Linked DNA regions of Mus musculus: region 2 is linked to region 1. Evidence: chromatin loops called from intact Hi-C (ENCODE). Cell type or tissue: heart. All regions are shown on one strand.

Region 1 (8,000 bases):
CCTTGCGTTAGCCTGGCACAAACAGCTCTGCTCCAAACAGCTAGGGCAACAGAGATGGTGGCACAAAAGTTTTAGCTTACTACAAGTGGAGGGCAACTCTCTCCTCAACTTCCAGCCCACAACCCTCTTTCCTTCTCTCCCTCCTCCTCTTAGGACCTGTGTCCTCAGGAGCCAGGTCCTGCCTGTGGACAGCTAGGGTGGGCTACCCCTGCAGAGTTTAGTCCATATGGGGAGTTAATGTAAGAGAGAAGGTGTAAGTGGTCAGACATTGTGTCTAGGAACATGTGACCAGAACAGATGGGGTAACAAGGGCTGGCCAGAATCCTGGGGACCCACTGGCACCTTGAGCTTTAGCATTGCAGCTCCCACTGGGAACCCCAAACCTCCATGGAATTCCTGATCCCTACAAGGAGCATCAATCCTCTGTGGGAAGCTATGGCCCTCCATAGACCACCTGAAAGCCCTCATATGCGAGGCCTGCCTGACCTACCATGGTGCAACCTCAATGTTCATAGAAAGGCTGACAGGGGGCAGGGACAGGGACAGGTTCCTCTGCCTCCAGAGCCTGAGGAGAACATCCCGCCTCATGAGCTTTCAATAGCTAGTGAACAAGGACAACCCAAGAGAACTCTGAGCTTGTGTGGTGAACAGTTGGCTGAGTGTCTACCTTGGATCAGGCCAGCCTCTGGCTCTGCACAGGGTTCATGTATTTATAAGAGATGACTGAGCTTGGAATTGGGAACCCCAGTTCTGTATGGGGGTGGGGTCACTGGCCTCTTTTTTTCTGCTCCCTGTAACCATAGGAGAGCAAACTACCTCTCAAGCAGAGGTTACTGGCTGTGAGCTGTGTGAGGAAGGGTCTTCCCTGTCTTTTGGTCTCCATGGTTAATGTGCAGTGTGGCACCAGTCACACTGATGGTTGTACCCCTGGATGGGGCAGAAGATGCTACCAGAGCCTAGGAGACTCAGCAAGCCTTGGGCCGGTCCTCCTTGCCTGAGTGGCCCTGACCTGCCTGGCCAGCAGTGTCAGGAAGAATGGTGTGTGCCTTGAATCTCAGTACTCAGAGGTGAAGGTAGGTGGATATCCATGACTTCGAGGTCAGCCTGTCCCTCACAAAGAGTTCCAGATCACACAGGGCTTTGTAGTGAGACCCTGTTGCAAGCAAGTGAGCAAGCAAGCAAAACAAACAAAGAGTAAGAAAAGAAATGGGAGCCAGGTGTGGTGGCGCACGCCTTTAATCACAGCACTTGGGAAGCAGAGGCAGGTGGATTTCTGAGTTCAAGGCCAGCCTGGTCTACAAAGTGAGTTCCAGGACAGCCAGGGCTATACAGAGAAACCCTGTCTCAAAAACCAAAAAAAAAAAAAAAGTTTAGCAGGGACTGGGATGGGACTTTGGCAGCCTCTTTGAGCCCCATCCTGGGATTCGATCTTTCTGAGGTTGGGGAGGCTGAGAGTTCTGGGTGAATTAGGCCAGTGTGTAAACCAGTTTTGTAAAGTGCTAAAGTAACTGGAGGGATGGGGTGAGGGGAGGCAGACAATGGGATCTGTCGGGTCCTGTCCGACAACTGTGGCAGATCTCTGCTGAAGTCCCAAGAAAGACTTAAACAGAAAACTAATAGTTGTGCGGGCAGTTCCTGCGCCATTCACTGCAGAGGTCCTGCTATCCCCGGTGATCATGCGGCTGTGGGGTACAGATGGTAGAGGGTGGCAGCCTCGCCAGCCTTTCCCCCAGCAGAGGGCCAAGTTTGCCTGCAGATGAGGCCCATGCTGGGTTGTAGATTTATTGGTCCTCCACTGCAGAATGTTTCAACTCAAGCAGATGCTGGGTCTGGCTGTGCCTTGGCTCCTGGGGGCATCCTGGGGCATCAGGGGTGATGGGTATTGACTAATGGTCCACGGCTATTGCCATTAAAAGGTAACTACCTTTTAATCTTCTTCAGGTCCCAGCCCCAGGTTAAACTTTAAACGATTTAAACAGGCACAGACGTCCACACGTCTTGACACCTGAGCAGATGGGAGGTTTGCACAACAAAGATTTTGTCAGAATTATTCCTTAAACACACCAGAGTTCTTTCCCAGCAGCTGTTACCCCAGATCCTCTCTCCCTCCTGGCAGAAGGATGCTTTTCCTGAGAAGAGCACAGGGGGCTTAAGGACAGACCAGCGGTTAAGGAAGGATGTGACCCTGCACTGTTCCCTAGAGCAATCCCCTGCTCCTTAGAAGATGTTCTTTGCTATGCAGATGAGCCTGGAAGCTGGCTGTAACTCAGGGTTGTCTTCTTTTTGTCATGGGAATGGAACCTAATTGGAGGTCAACACTGTGGGTAAACACTGGCGGAAACTTTCTCAGCAACCCTAAACTTTAATTATGTAAAGACCTTCCTTTCTCTAAGTTCCTAACAAGCCTGGTTAGCACACAACCTTCCAGTCCTGTGGGAGGCAGTCTCCTTTAGCTAAATGCCACTTTGTGTTACTTAGTATTTCCCAAGTAAGTTCATTAGTAAATTCTTTTCCTCTCCCCCTCCACCCCCCTCTCTGGTTTTTCGTTTTTTGAGACAGGGTTTCTCTGTGCAGCCCTGGCTGTCCTGAAACTCACTTTCTAGCTTCCAGCTCAGAGATCCTCCTGCCTCCGTCTCCTGAGCGCTGGATTAAAGGTGTGCGCCTCCGCCGCGCAGCGCCACTAGTGCATTTTTTCATAGCATCAATTTTACTACAGGTTTCTCTAGTATCACAGTCACTTGAATGTTGGCTGTTCCCCAGAGGCTGGCCCCCAGCTCGGCTCGATTGAAAGGTAGTGGGACCTAGTGAGAAATCCTCTGAAAGGGACGGTGAGGCCTCAGCAATGTATTTCTCTTGGCTTGTTTGTTTTTACAACCAGGACACCAAGATCAGCTCCTGTCAGAATGAGATGCATCAGAGACCACAGAGTAATGGAGCTAATTAACCATAGACTACTACTTTCCAAACAGTGAGAAAAACAAACAGGAAAAAAAGTTTTCCTTTGCACTATAAGTCCATTATCATCCACACGTGTTAAAGCGACAGAGTGTGGATTCAGTGGGCTAAAGTGTGCTTCAGTAGAGATAACCCGCTCCACACACATGCACACGTATACACAATCCACTTCCAGGCTTTGTGTGCGGGGTCCAGACCTAGTTTCATGTGTCTGAAGTGGCTTGGATTGCAGCACTGGACCGGTGTCCTCGATGCGTTCGGAACCTGCTCTGTCCGCGTGATGCGCTTTACGAGCCGGATCAACAGCGCCCCCTTCTGGGCTCAGGCGGATTTTCCCTCTGTGGCTGTTGTCTCCACCGGGTCTCCAAACACCAGAAGCCTGCTGGAGATTGAGCTGCAAGTAACTGTTTGCTGTGATAGAGAAACACCCACAGGAAGAAAAGAGGAAGGATCGAGTCCGTTTCTCTCTCTCTCTCCTCCCTGACCTTTGCTGTGGACAAAACCCGGAGAGTCAGCGGGTGAGGAAGCTGGGCTGTGCAGAGCACATTTTCTAGCTTCTGTAACTCATACTATGACACCCAGGGCTGTGCTGCTCTGACGGGACAGCTTAGCTGGTATTGGGCTTCCAAGAGATACTGACCAAGCATCCCTAGAGCCCGCTGTTGACCCACATACGGGTGTCTAGGCCCTCACCGGCTCACTACTTCTAAGGGACGTCTACCTTGTTCTCATCTCAGACAGGCACTGGGCACCTGGGGACAGTGCCCATGTTCCTGAAATACCCCATCAGCTACCTGCCCTGCCTCACAGGCAACCCACAGAAACCACACAAGATCCCCGTCTTAGTTAGGTTTCTATTGCTGTGATAGAATAGTGACCAAAGCAGCTTGCCCAGGAAAGGGTTTATTTGGCTTACAAATCCCGGGTCACAATTCATCGAGGGAAGCCAAGGCAGGAACTCAGGCAGGGCAGGAACTGGAAGCAGAAACTGAAACAGAGGCTGTGGAGAAATGCTGCTTGCTGGCTTGCTTCTCACACCTTGTTTAGCCTCTTTCCTTCCTTCCTTCCTTCCTTCCTTCCTTCCTTCCTTCCTTCCTTCCTCCCTCCCTCCCTCCCTCCCTCCCTCCCTCCCTCCCTCCCTCCCTCCCTTCCTCCTTTCCTCCCTCTCTTTTGTTTTTTCCGAGGCAGGGTTTCTTTGTGTAGCCCTGGCTGTCCTGGAACTCACTCTGTAGACCAGGATGACCTCAAATTCAGAAATCCATCTGCCTCTGCTTCCCAAGTGCTGGGATTAAAGGCGTGCACTACCACTGCCTGGCTCTCTTTTTTAAAGATTTATTAATTTGGACGTGAGGCGACAAGATGGCGGACAAAGAGAAAAAGAAGAAAGAAAGCATCTTGGACCTCTCCAAGTACATCGATAAGACCATTCGGGTGAAGTTCCAGGGTGGCCGGGAAGCCAGCGGTATCCTGAAGGGCTTTGACCCACTGCTCAACCTGGTGCTGGATGGGACCATGGAGTACATGAGAGACCCTGATGACCAGTACAAGCTGACGGAGGACACTCGGCAGCTGGGGCTTGTCGTATGTCGTGGCACCTCGGTGGTGCTCATCTGCCCACAGGACGGCATGGAGGCCATCCCCAACCCCTTCGTGCAGCAGCAGGACACTTAGCAGCAAAGGAGAGCGGTCCAGCCCCAGGGATCTTCCTTCTATGGGGTGAACTTCTGTGTGATGTTTTGGTCTTTTGTTCTTGTTTTGTTTTGTTTTGTTTTTTAATAAAATTGCCCATGTGAGCAAAAAAAAAAAAAAAAAAAAAAAAAAAAAAAAAAAAAGATTTATTAATTTATTTTTATGTATATGAGTACACTGTAGCTGTACAGATGGTTGTGAGCCTTCATGTGGTTGTCGGGAATTGAATTTAGGACCTCTGATCACTCCAGTTGGCCCCACTCGCTCTGGCTGGCCCAGCTTGCTCCAGTCAACTCTGCTCGCTCAGCCCCGGCTTGCTCCGGCCCAAAGATTTCTTTATTATTATGCATAAGTACACTGTAGCTGTCTTCAGACGCACCAAAAGAGGGTGTCAGATCTCATTCTGGGTGTTTATGAGCCACCATGTGGTTGCTGGGATTTGAACTCAGGACCTAGCCAGGCGGTGGTGGCGCACGCCTTTAATCCCAGCACTTGGGAGGCAGAGGCAGGAGGATTTCTGAGTTCGAGGCCAGCCTGGTCTACAAAGTGAGTTCCAGGACATTCAGGGTTATACAGAGAAGCCCTGTCTCGAATAAAGCCAAATACACACACACACACACACACACACACACACACACATATATATATATATATATATATATATATATATATATGAACTCAGGACCTCTGGAAGAGCAGTCAGTGCTCTTACCCGATGAGTCATCTCGACAGCCGACCTTCTTTCTTATACCACCTACCCAGGGGTGGCAGCACCCACAGTAATCTGGGCCATCCCACACCAGTCATTAACCAAGAAAATGTTCTGCAGTCTTGCCTGTAGGCCAATCTTATAGAGACATTTTCTCAATTAAGATTCCGTCTCCCCAGCTATGCCTAGATGTGTCAAGTTGACAAAACCCAACCAGACCCATTCCTGCCCTCTCCTCTTGTTTCTTCTGCTTCCTGGTCATCAAAGGCGTCCCCAAGTGGCTTTCCTATATGGCCCTGTATGCTGCGGGTCCCCTCTCAAGATCTGGAGACAGTCGTGTTAGCAGGGATACCTGTCTCCTTACCTATACCTCTCTCTCTCTTTCCTTAATGAGAAAGAAAACCCCTATTAAGGCAGGCTGGGGAAGGAGACTACCTACGTACAAAACAGGGCCACCTGAGATCCATCCCCTGACCCACAGTGGGAGAACCGACTCTGGAGAAATTATCCTCTGACCCCCACCCCAGGAATGCGAAGGCATACACATGTTTCCCCCCCCCCATACACAGTAATAATTTTTAAAAAATTAAAGATAACCGTTTGTTGGCAGGCACACAGCTGAGTGAGTTGACGTGAGGACTTGGTGGGTGTGAGCACACCACTCAGGAGACAGTGTGAACTTCTTAGCATTGATTTCCTGGTGAGTGAAGTAAGGTAACCAGGCCATGGCTGGTGTGACAGTGCCCATGGGAATGGAAGAAGGGAGAAAGGCAGGTCTCTTAAGCATTCTCTGAATCGTATATCTAGGAAGGATTCCCATCTCTTGTTCTGTAGCCCCACCCTGGTCCTGGGTCCCTGCCTGCACCCCAGGGTATGGTGCATGTTACATCGAGAGTGCACCCTGAGAGAACAAACGGCCCCGTGTAGAAGAGAGCCAGAGGCAGTGGGCTGATTAACTGGAACAAGGCAGTCTGAGGGCTGGTTTTGTTTGTTTGTGTTTTGAGTCAGGGTTTCTCTGTGTAATGGCCCTGGCTGTCCTGGGACTTGCTCTGTAGACCAGGCTACCAGGCTGGCCTCAGACTCACAGAGATCTGCCTGCCTCTGCCTCTGCCTCAAGTGCTGGGATTAAAGGCTTGCACCACCAGGCCCGGCCAGCTGTTTTTGACTTTCTAGAGTAAAGCAGCCACCCGCGCTCCTTCCCTGTGAGTGCTATGCTTTCTGAACACCAGAGGTCCACAGTGCATCAACAGAATGGAAGCTAGGAAGGCAGAGGGAGTAGTGGGCAGGTGGGACAACACACAGGCTGGGAGAGTCACTTGGGTGGCACTGGCCCTCTGGGCAGTATGTGTCTCCACTTGGACCAAGATTCTGACCTGACACAGGGGAACCCTGGGTTTCCTGCCTTGACTGCACCTGGTAGCCCCAGAGATTCCTTTCCAACCCAGGGGGTTTCCAGAGGCTCCAGGCATCACTGAGACTGGGCAGGGCTCTGAGGTAGGTGCCTTTGTCACATCCCTTTGCTGGGGTCAGGCCTACAGAAATCAATCAGAGGTCTCAGCTTTAATGCAGAAATCCCAGCTGGGGTTTCCCTTTCCTGATCAAGGCAGTAAAGCCTGGCTCAGTCCAATCACAGAGACCCTAAGGCAAACTGATGCCCGTCGTTGTTGGTTAGGGGTGGTTGGGGGAGGGGGCGTCCTTCCTACTCCCCTCTAGCATGAGCTAGAGGTTACTTTAGCTTATTTCACGAAACAGTTCATTTTCTAGATTGATCCCAGGGAGAGAGAAAGAGAGGGAGGGGGTTGGGGGAGGGAGAGTAGGTGTGCCTCCAATTTCCATCAAGTCAGAATTTAGTAAAATCGTGACAAAAACCACTTGTCCAGAGAGCAAGTCAGAGACTGCCAACGGGACCGCAGTTAACAAAGGCAAGGCACACTTCAGCTTTTGAGAGGTGCTGGGAGGAAAGTGCCTCCCTGCCTTCCAGAAGCCTGTTCCCATGGAAACCACAGCCAGTACTTAAGAAACGGAGATGCTGGTGTGCTGCCTCCAGAGCCTTAACCAAGACCAGGCGCCCGCTAGAGGCAGATGCTGGAACTACACCTGGGGACTTGCGAGAAGGCCGCGTGCCCGCTGGCTGTCCCGCTCCAGGGTCCAGACCAAAGCTCCCTGCCAATAAGGAGCTCCACGGTGATTTCAGTAGGGGTGGTGGTGGTTGATAGAGCAATTAAAACATGGGTAGAGGGGAATGGTGGGTGGGAAGACGATAGGAGATACACATTAGATGTTAGGGAAGGTAGAGGAGTAGGTGGAAGGCTACAAAGATGCATGATTGATGGGTGGAGATGTCATAGCGGATGCGTGTGCAAGTCCATGGGCACAGGCTGCAGAGCTGTCTGTAGTGTGACCTTCCTGGGGACGTGTCTGAGGACTAGCTGAGGAAAATGACATGCAAAGGGAAGGAGCAGGGGTGGGGGTGGGGGCGCATTTCCAGCCAGAACCTGCTGGCAGCTACTTCAGGAAGAGAAGAAGGAGTGGTGCTCCCTTCAGCAGGGTCCTGTGGTCCTCCCAGGGCAAGGCATGGGTCACGGTATTCTGCCGTTTAACTGTGTGAGGAATCGGCTGTGAATGCTGGGACTAAAGATGTGTACCA
Region 2 (8,000 bases), 70 kb before region 1:
GTAGCCTTAAGAACGCAGGAACAGTTCTTTCTTGGTCCCTCACGCCATGGTTTCATTGACTCCCCCACAGCACCCTGTTCTCCCGGGGGCTGGGGTGCAGCTCTGACTTCTGAACCCAAGCCAGGTAGGCATCAACACCTGGTACCTGATTGTGAAATGGTGGGGCTGTGGATGACTCTGGGTAAAACTGCCTAATGGACCTCTCACGTTCTCTCTCTCTCTCTCTCTCTCTCTCTCTCTCTCTTTCTCTCCTCCCCTCCCCTCCCCTCCCCTCCCCTCCCCTCCCCTCCCCTTTCCATATCCCATTCCTATGGCTTGGCTTCCACAGTTCAAAACAGCAATGCAAAATCCCAGGTATAAACAATTTATATTTTAAATTATTTCTTTTATAACACGCTGTATTCCTTGTCCTGGTTTCTGAGTGGTTGTGTTAGCTACTGTTTGTAAAGATTTGTGCACATAATCTTTAAATTCAAGTGCACCATGGGCAAGCTAGCAACACATCCATAGGGTTTGAGCACACCTGTGGCTCCGGTATTCATCGGGATGGAACCAAGGGTGAGGCAGGACTGAACTTTTGCAGACAAGAATCTTAACTTTCCCCTCACACCAGTCTAAAGCCTGTGGCCCTGCAGGAAGAGCTAGCACCTTATTAGACAAGGGGTATGCACTCGCACTCCTAAGACAAGCCCATACTTGAGAGCGCTACTGTCAGGTGTGAAGTGATTCACCTGAAGCTCTGACACCCCTTGGTACCCAGGGTCCCCTCCCAACTCCCAGTCTGGCAACGTGGGGCAGACAGAATCCCAGGGCTTCTCCACTCCGTGCAGCAGAAATGCATCTTCTTAGAACTAACCCCGCACCCACCCCACCCCAACCCAGTTCAGCATTCTCTCTCTTCTAAAGATGTGGGTAATTTTGCAGCATAAAAACACACTCTGCTGAAGGACGTGCAGGTTCATTCCAACACCTGGGAATCTGCCGATAAAGTGGATGCCAGGGCCATGATTCTGGCCCTAATTAGCCACAGTGAATGGACACCCCTCCCTCAAGCCCACTCTGGCTGATGGTGGTCCAAGAGAAATACTGGCTCATCAAAGACAGCAAGTGACACCCCCATGGGTGTGCTTCTGCAAGCATGAGACTGGTTAGTTACCCAGTGGCTGGTTACCCAAGAAGTCATTTCACAACCGTGGGAATGGAGCTGTGAGGGAGCTGTGCAGGCAGGAACATCCCTCAGGATATCAGCAACACCCAGTACCCATCCAAATCACAGCAGCGATGCTGAGCCTAAACTCAGCACTCTCCCGTGAGCAGAGGAGGTCGCTACCCTAGAGCTATGTGCCATCTGTCCAGCACACTCAACACGACAGCTCAGCTGGGTGAGCACAGAAAGATGCTGGGAGCTGCCAGGCTGCTTGCCACCCATCCTGTGCCAATCAAACCCAGAGTCTTAGTGTAGCCTCACTGCCTTCCGAGGGCGAAGTGGCTATGCACTTCTAGAAGCCACCATGCTGAGATCCGGACTCTGTCGTCTCCTTTACTAGGTAGCATCTGTCTGCACATAAGAGATAGGCACTCAGGGAAGTCCCACTGCCGTGGCAGTAGCAACAACAGGCATCCCAAAGGATGCATCCAAAAGAGGCCAGCAAGCCATCAGAGGCAAGTGTTACTCGCCCAAATTTTTGAGAGACCTGCTTTGGAACTTGGGCAATGAAGAACCACAGGCCCAGAAGCCAGACTGGAGGAGGACACTCATCTAGCATCAGGGTGGAGGCAGGGGATCTGGAGAGGGCCAGCAGGGTCTAAGAGATGCCCCTGTGACTCCCCTTCAGTTGGCGTGGATATTGGAGCACAGTCACCCTTACCTGTGCCAGCAGGCAGATCCCCAGCAGAGCTGTAGGTGGCTCAGAAGTAGCAGGAGGCAGACTGAGCTGGCTTTTATCCCCAGTGCTGGGAGGAGCTGGACCCAGGCCCTGACACCTGATCACACCTGACAGGATTCTGGACCAGAGACAGAGCAGGGGTGTGGCCTGGAGTAAGAGCCCAGCCAGACTCCTGCCCACATCCACCAAGGACCCATGTGTGCCCACAGAAAAGGTCCTTATCTAAGTGCCCAGAGTGAAGTCTGAGTCTGGCTAGCCCCGCCACTTAATTAGAATCACTGAAACAGCTACAAAAACCCAAACACGTGGCTCCACATGGAAGGTAGAGGCTAATCAGGAACAGAAAATGCCTTTTCTCCACAGCCCAGTGAAGGACAGAGGGTGCTTCACAAGCCTTCTCCCACCTAAGCCCACTTTCCCTTGCTTCCCGACCATTAGCTGTATCTAGGAAAGTCACGGCTCATCAGCACTTAACAGCGTGGCCTCTTAGGCAGGGCAGGCACTAAGTGGGGGTTTAAGGTGAACAAGTTAAAAGGAAAAAGTCAAGTGTGACTGGACCACACATGAACCAGCAGTGGGAGACAGCAATCCTGAGACCACAAGGAAATACAGAAATAGAAGCAAGCAGGCCTAGGGAATGAGTCCCTGTGGCCCAGAGAACAGCTGCCCACTCTCAGTCCTCCTTGCCCCAGGGAGCACTCTTAGAAGGGGATCCTGCTTCTCAAGGTGCAGACACTGGGCTGTAAGATGAGAAACAAGTGCTTTTTGGTCTTAGTCCTCAGTTCTTCATGGCCCCTGACAGTGTAGCTCCTTATTACTGAGTCATAGTTTAGAAGTTCCTAATTAGCTCTTCCAGTCATGGCCTGACACACTAATGAGCTATCCACTATAGCCTTCGGCTGGGGTGGTGACTGGAGAGGCCCTGTGACCAGGGCACTGAAGACCTGACAGAAGAGAAAGTGGGGAATAGCCTTGAAGGAACTGGCACAGGAAACAACTTCCTGAACAGAACACTGATAGCTCAGGCACTAAGATTGACAATTGGTAAATGGGGCCCCATGGAACCAAGAAGCCTCTGCAAGGCTAAGGACACCATCAATAGGACAGAACAGCAGCCTATAGAATGGGAAGATCTTCACAAACCCCACATCTCACAGAGGGCTAATATCCAAAATATATAAAGAACTCAAGAAACTAGACATCAACAAACCAAACAATCCAATTAAAAAATGGGGTGCCAATCTAAACAGAATTCTCAATAGAGGAGTCTCCAATGGCTTAGCAACACTTAAAGAAGTGTTCAACATCCTTAGCCATCTTGGGACTACAAATCAAAACTATTTTGAGATTCCATCTTATTATACGTGTGAGAGCAGCTAAGATCAATAAGGCAAGTGGCAGGTCACGCTGGCCAGGGATGGAGCAAGGGGAACACTCCTCCATTGCTGGTGGGAGTGCAAACTTGTAGAGCCATGATGAAAATCAATATGGCAGTTTTTCATAAAATTGGGAATTGATCTACCTTAAGACCCAGCTATACTACTCTTGGGCATATACCCAAAGGACACTCCATCATACCACAAGGACATTTGCTCAAGTATGTTCACAGTGGCTTTATTCATAATAACCAGAAACTGGAAGCAGCCTAGATGTCCCTCTTCTGAAGAATGGATAAAGAAAATGAAATACATTCACACAATGGAGTATCATTCATCTGTGTTACATCATAAAATTTACATAAAAATGACATCATGAAATTTACAGGCAAATGAATAGCTAGAAAAAACTCAGAGTGAGGTAACCCAGACCGAGAAAGACAAACATGGCATGTACTCACTTATAGTGAATATTAGCTGCTAATAAAGGATAATCACGCTGTAATCTACAGACTGAGAGAGGGTGAGTAACACGAAGGGCTCTGGGGAGTGAAGTGGGGGTGGGGTCGGATGCATAGAGCTCCCTGGGAAGGAGAAATAGAACAGATTTTGCAGGCAGACTGGGGAGCAGGGATGGGACTAGGTAGGATCTGGTGGGGGGGTGGAGGGAGAGAGTACAAGGAGAGGCAGCTGGAATTGAGGGGACAATCTGGAAACCTAGTGCAGTGAAAACTCCCTGGAATCAACGAGGGTGACCCTAGTGAGGACACCTAGGATACAGAGTCTAAACCAGTCATCTTCTGTAACCATGCAAGGCTTCCCATGGTGGGGCTAGGATGGCAACACAGCAATAAAACCTTCCACCCACATTCTGTCCTCCCTTAAGATCTGCTGTGGCCATGGTGGCTCAGAGCTCCTGGGAGTGACCAAGCAATGGCTGCTCTCATTAGAAGCCCACACCACAAGAGGGAGCCCATGCCTGGGGTTGAATAGGCCAGAGACCTAGGACAAAATAGGACCAAAACAAAAAGGAAGGAAGCGGGAAGGGAGGGAGGGAGGGAGGGAGGGAGGGAGGGAGGGAGGGAGGGAGGGAGGGAGGGAGGGAGGGAGAAAGGAATGGAGGGAGGGAAAAATTAATGAAATGACCCCTAGTCATGTTCAGAAATCCTCAGAGCTCAGTGCTAGTCCCGTCAGAGAGGCTGCCTCCAGCAGCTGATGGGAGAGAATGCTGAGACCAAGCAGCCACACATTAGGTGAAAAGCCACACATTAGGTGAAAAGGTCACAGGTCTCCATCCAGTCCCTCCCCGGGGAGCTCAGGGAACCCTTGGAAGAGGGGGAGGGGAACTGTGGGATCCTGAGGGATTGAGGAGCTTGGGCAGTGGAGCCGGCAGCACTCTGAGGTGACAGCTTGTCTGTCCATGTTTAGCTCTGAGGACACGGAATGGATTCATGACATTTCTTCTGCGTGAACACAGGACAGCAGCCTAACAATTCAAACCTACTTTCAGATTAGACAGTGGTGCGGCAGTCAATCTGTAACATTCCATATATGTATTATGATAAGTCATCTGAGCTGACACTTCTACTCTGCCATCTGCCAGAGGCATCTGTGCCCCAGTCAGCAAATTACCGAGAGGAGAGACAGCAAGTGCCAGGATCAAGAGAGGCCCTTTGGAAAGGTCTGCCTCAGCCAGGAGCAGATAAGACAGCCTACAAATTGGCCCCAGCCTTATGCAACAAGCCAAAGGACCATCAAAGCTGCTGTGTCCAGGACATGGGAAGGTGAACTACAGCAAATCCATTAATGTTACTACTGACAACAAAAGATAAAGGGAGAGAAGGGACAGCACGGCTCAATGAGATGTGAGGAAAAGCTACCTGCCACAGAGACTTGTGTTCTGGACCCATCCGCAGCCATTGTGCTAAGGAGGGACAGGAGGAAGAACTGGTAAGGCAGTCTCAGCATGCAGGAGGCTGAGGCCGGTGGATCACTGCTGTTCACTTTAAACAGAGATCAGAAGAGAGACAGGTAAAGAGGAGTACTTCAGTGGCAGTGCTGGGTGGTTTCAGGAAGTCCAAGATGTTCTTAAGGCCAAGATAAGAAACAAAGCTTCCCATGAGGCCTTGCTCATGGGAGTCCAGAGCGACACACTCTCTGTGCACTCACCTGTGCACACAGCCTTTTCCTCTGGGCTCCACGCTGCCCCCAAGTCTCTCTTAGGTGTCTGCCCAGCAGCAAGCACACCTCACATAGGAAAAATATTCTTCCCTCCAGGAGGACATTGAAGTGTGGAAATGCAGGGTGGCCTCACACACTAGCACCTGCCTTACAGTCTATGCTGGAGGCCACACACTTCTCCATGTCTCCTGTGTTTCTGTGGGCTCAGCTCCTGATTCCAGCTCACACTGGGTGAACAGGGGATAGGCAAGGCCCACGCCAATGGGGATGACCCGGACTCATCACAGATGTCACCTCCCAGAGTTTTACCCAGAGCCCCATCCCAGCCTAGAGGTGTGCTAGCACTGTAGAGACCAGGTTCAGATGTAGCCTCAGCTTACTACGTGATGAACAGAACCTAGCAGATGGTAGCTATAAGACAGACCCAGGACACTCAATAGTGCAATCATGAGGCCAAACCCAGCAGATGGAGGCAGGGGTGCATCTGGCCTGGCCGGCAGAGGGCTGCAGGAGACCTTGCTGATGGACACTGCTGTCCACACAGGTCAGAAGCGCCAGAGAGGTGCACATGTGCAGCCCTTTACCTGTGTTCTACACATGGGACCACGGTGCAGGTAACAGACGGTCCTCAGTGGAAAGGTGTCGGAGGCCAGATTACTCTCCTCCTGCAGCCATTTGTCACCAGAGAAACTTACAAACAGCACCAGCTGGTGGGTCAGGTGCAGAGAGCCAGCTCTATATAACATGGAAGGCAAAGTCCACTTCCATGGAGACAGCTTACTGGGGCAGCCTGCAGGGTTATAAGGGCCAAGTCTCCCAAGTTAGTTGAACAGGTGGCCTCTGGCCCTAGCTGGCCCTCATGGGAAGATGAGCAGGCTAGCTCAACACTGCTCTCTAAACCAGAAATATGGGTCAAGCCCATTCCAGTTAACCGCCCTGAGCCATCCCAGAGCCCAAAGGCATAGGCGTGAGTGAGAGCATGCCCAAATAAACACACACTTCAGGACATTAATAAAACAAGAAGGCCTTTCAGTTGTTGTTTTAAGACAGAGCTTCTCGGGCTGGAGAGATGGCACAGTGGTTAAGAGTACTGACTGTTCTTCCAGAGGTCCTGAATTCAATTCCTAGTAGCCACACAGTGGCTCACAACCATCTGTAATGGGATCAGATGCCCTCTTCTAGTGTATCTGAAGACAGCTATAGTGTATAAATAAAATAAATTAAAAAAACTTAAAAAAAAAAAGACAGAGCTTCTCTGAACAGCCCTGGCTGTCCTGGAACGTGTTATGTAGACCAAGCTGGCCTTGAACGTGGAGAACCACTTGCCTCTGCCTCCCAAGCACCAGGATTAAAGGGGCGTGCTGCCATACCATTGCCTGGCAAGAAGAGCTTTTATAAAAGGAAGCAGGTCTGTGCAAACTGACAGCTAGAATCCAGCTATAGAAGCTGTCCCACAGAACTGCAGTTAGTAACTGTTTGTTTATCTTTTTAAAAATCTGTTTGCTTGCTTGAGACAAGGTACAACCTAGCCCAAGTCCAGGCTGTTCTCAAACTTGACACGGAACGGGAGAAGACCTTGATCTCCTGACCCTCCTGCTTCAGCCTCCCGCGTGCTGTGATAACTGGCACGGTCATCATGCTGGTGTATGCAGTGTTTGGGGGTCGCTCCCAAGGCTTTATACATGCTGGGTGAGCACTCTACTGACACAGGCTGCTCGTGTGTTCCTGGGAGCTTTCTGTGAGTTCTGGAAGATTAACTACAAGCCACTCTAGGTTGGCGCATCCTCCCGGAAGAGTGAAATCCTAGACAGAGTAAGGAACACAGCTTTATTTATTATACTTGATTCTGGTTCCATCTTTCCAAGCATATGCTACTTCTATAATTAAATTTTAAGTGTTGAGAACAAAGTTAACTCACATCAGGCTCCTACCTTTGTGTCTGCATGGCAGCAGGCTACCCACCCACCCTGCACCGATAAGACTCAGCTCTTCTTTCAAGAAAGTGCCTCCCTTTGCAGGATGTCTGCCATTACCAGACAGCCTGCCGGGGCGATGTCTGTGCCCTTTGCTCTCCCCTCACACAACCCCTTCAGAAGACAAAGATAATCTCCACCCAGCACAGCGAAACACAGTGAACCCTTCTGTAGCCTTCACCTATCTCCCCTTCTCTGTTCCTGCAGGTCACCCTGGGCCTCCAGCATCCACCCAGCACCTGCTTACTTCCTGCAATCTCAGACTTTGTCTGCGACCTTTGTCACCAGGACAACACACCTGGGCTACAGGACTCACATGACCAGAGAGAGGATTGTCCCCTATTGTTCTGAGAGACACAATTGAGAGCCCAGCCTCTGAAGAATTCTCATCCTGGCTGAAAACAACCTGAGCTTGACATTTAGGCCTTGCTGGGAAATAGCTCTGCTTGATATAGACTCAGATGGGCTCCCCTCAGGGCTGGCCACACTTCTGGAGTCCTCTGTGTCCCTGGGTGACCACACACACACACACACACACACACACACACACACACACACTGCCTCCTATCCCCCACCCCCTCCCG

What was found. Hi-C counts contacts between places; a loop is a spot of excess contacts. Peaks named below come from ENCODE experiments on the same cell type or tissue, not always from the same donor. Only the 100,000 strongest peaks of a DNase experiment are listed, where the experiment ranks them.
Region 2: a loop joins it to region 1, with 4 times the contacts of the local background. A loop is called at or near these places in 14 of 42 quality-filtered maps.

What each region holds. Positions count from the first base shown.
Region 1 is chr10:78,389,006-78,397,005 of GRCm38, forward strand. It overlaps the pseudogene Gm10146. Among named protein-coding and RNA genes, the nearest start is that of Mir6907, 16 kb to the right of the region's middle. In heart, CTCF peaks have their summits at 3,275 (motif pointing left) and 7,435; DNase peaks (open chromatin) are centred at 3,276 and 7,426; H3K4me3 peaks cover 477 bases; H3K27ac peaks cover 298 bases; H3K27me3 peaks cover 3,879 bases.
Region 2 is chr10:78,318,791-78,326,790 of GRCm38, forward strand. The region is part of intron 2 of Agpat3 (1-acylglycerol-3-phosphate O-acyltransferase 3); the gene reads right to left. Among named protein-coding and RNA genes, the nearest start is that of Mir7659, 17 kb to the right of the region's middle. In heart, a CTCF peak has its summit at 4,196 (motif pointing right); DNase peaks (open chromatin) are centred at 4,211 and 4,977; H3K27ac peaks cover 617 bases.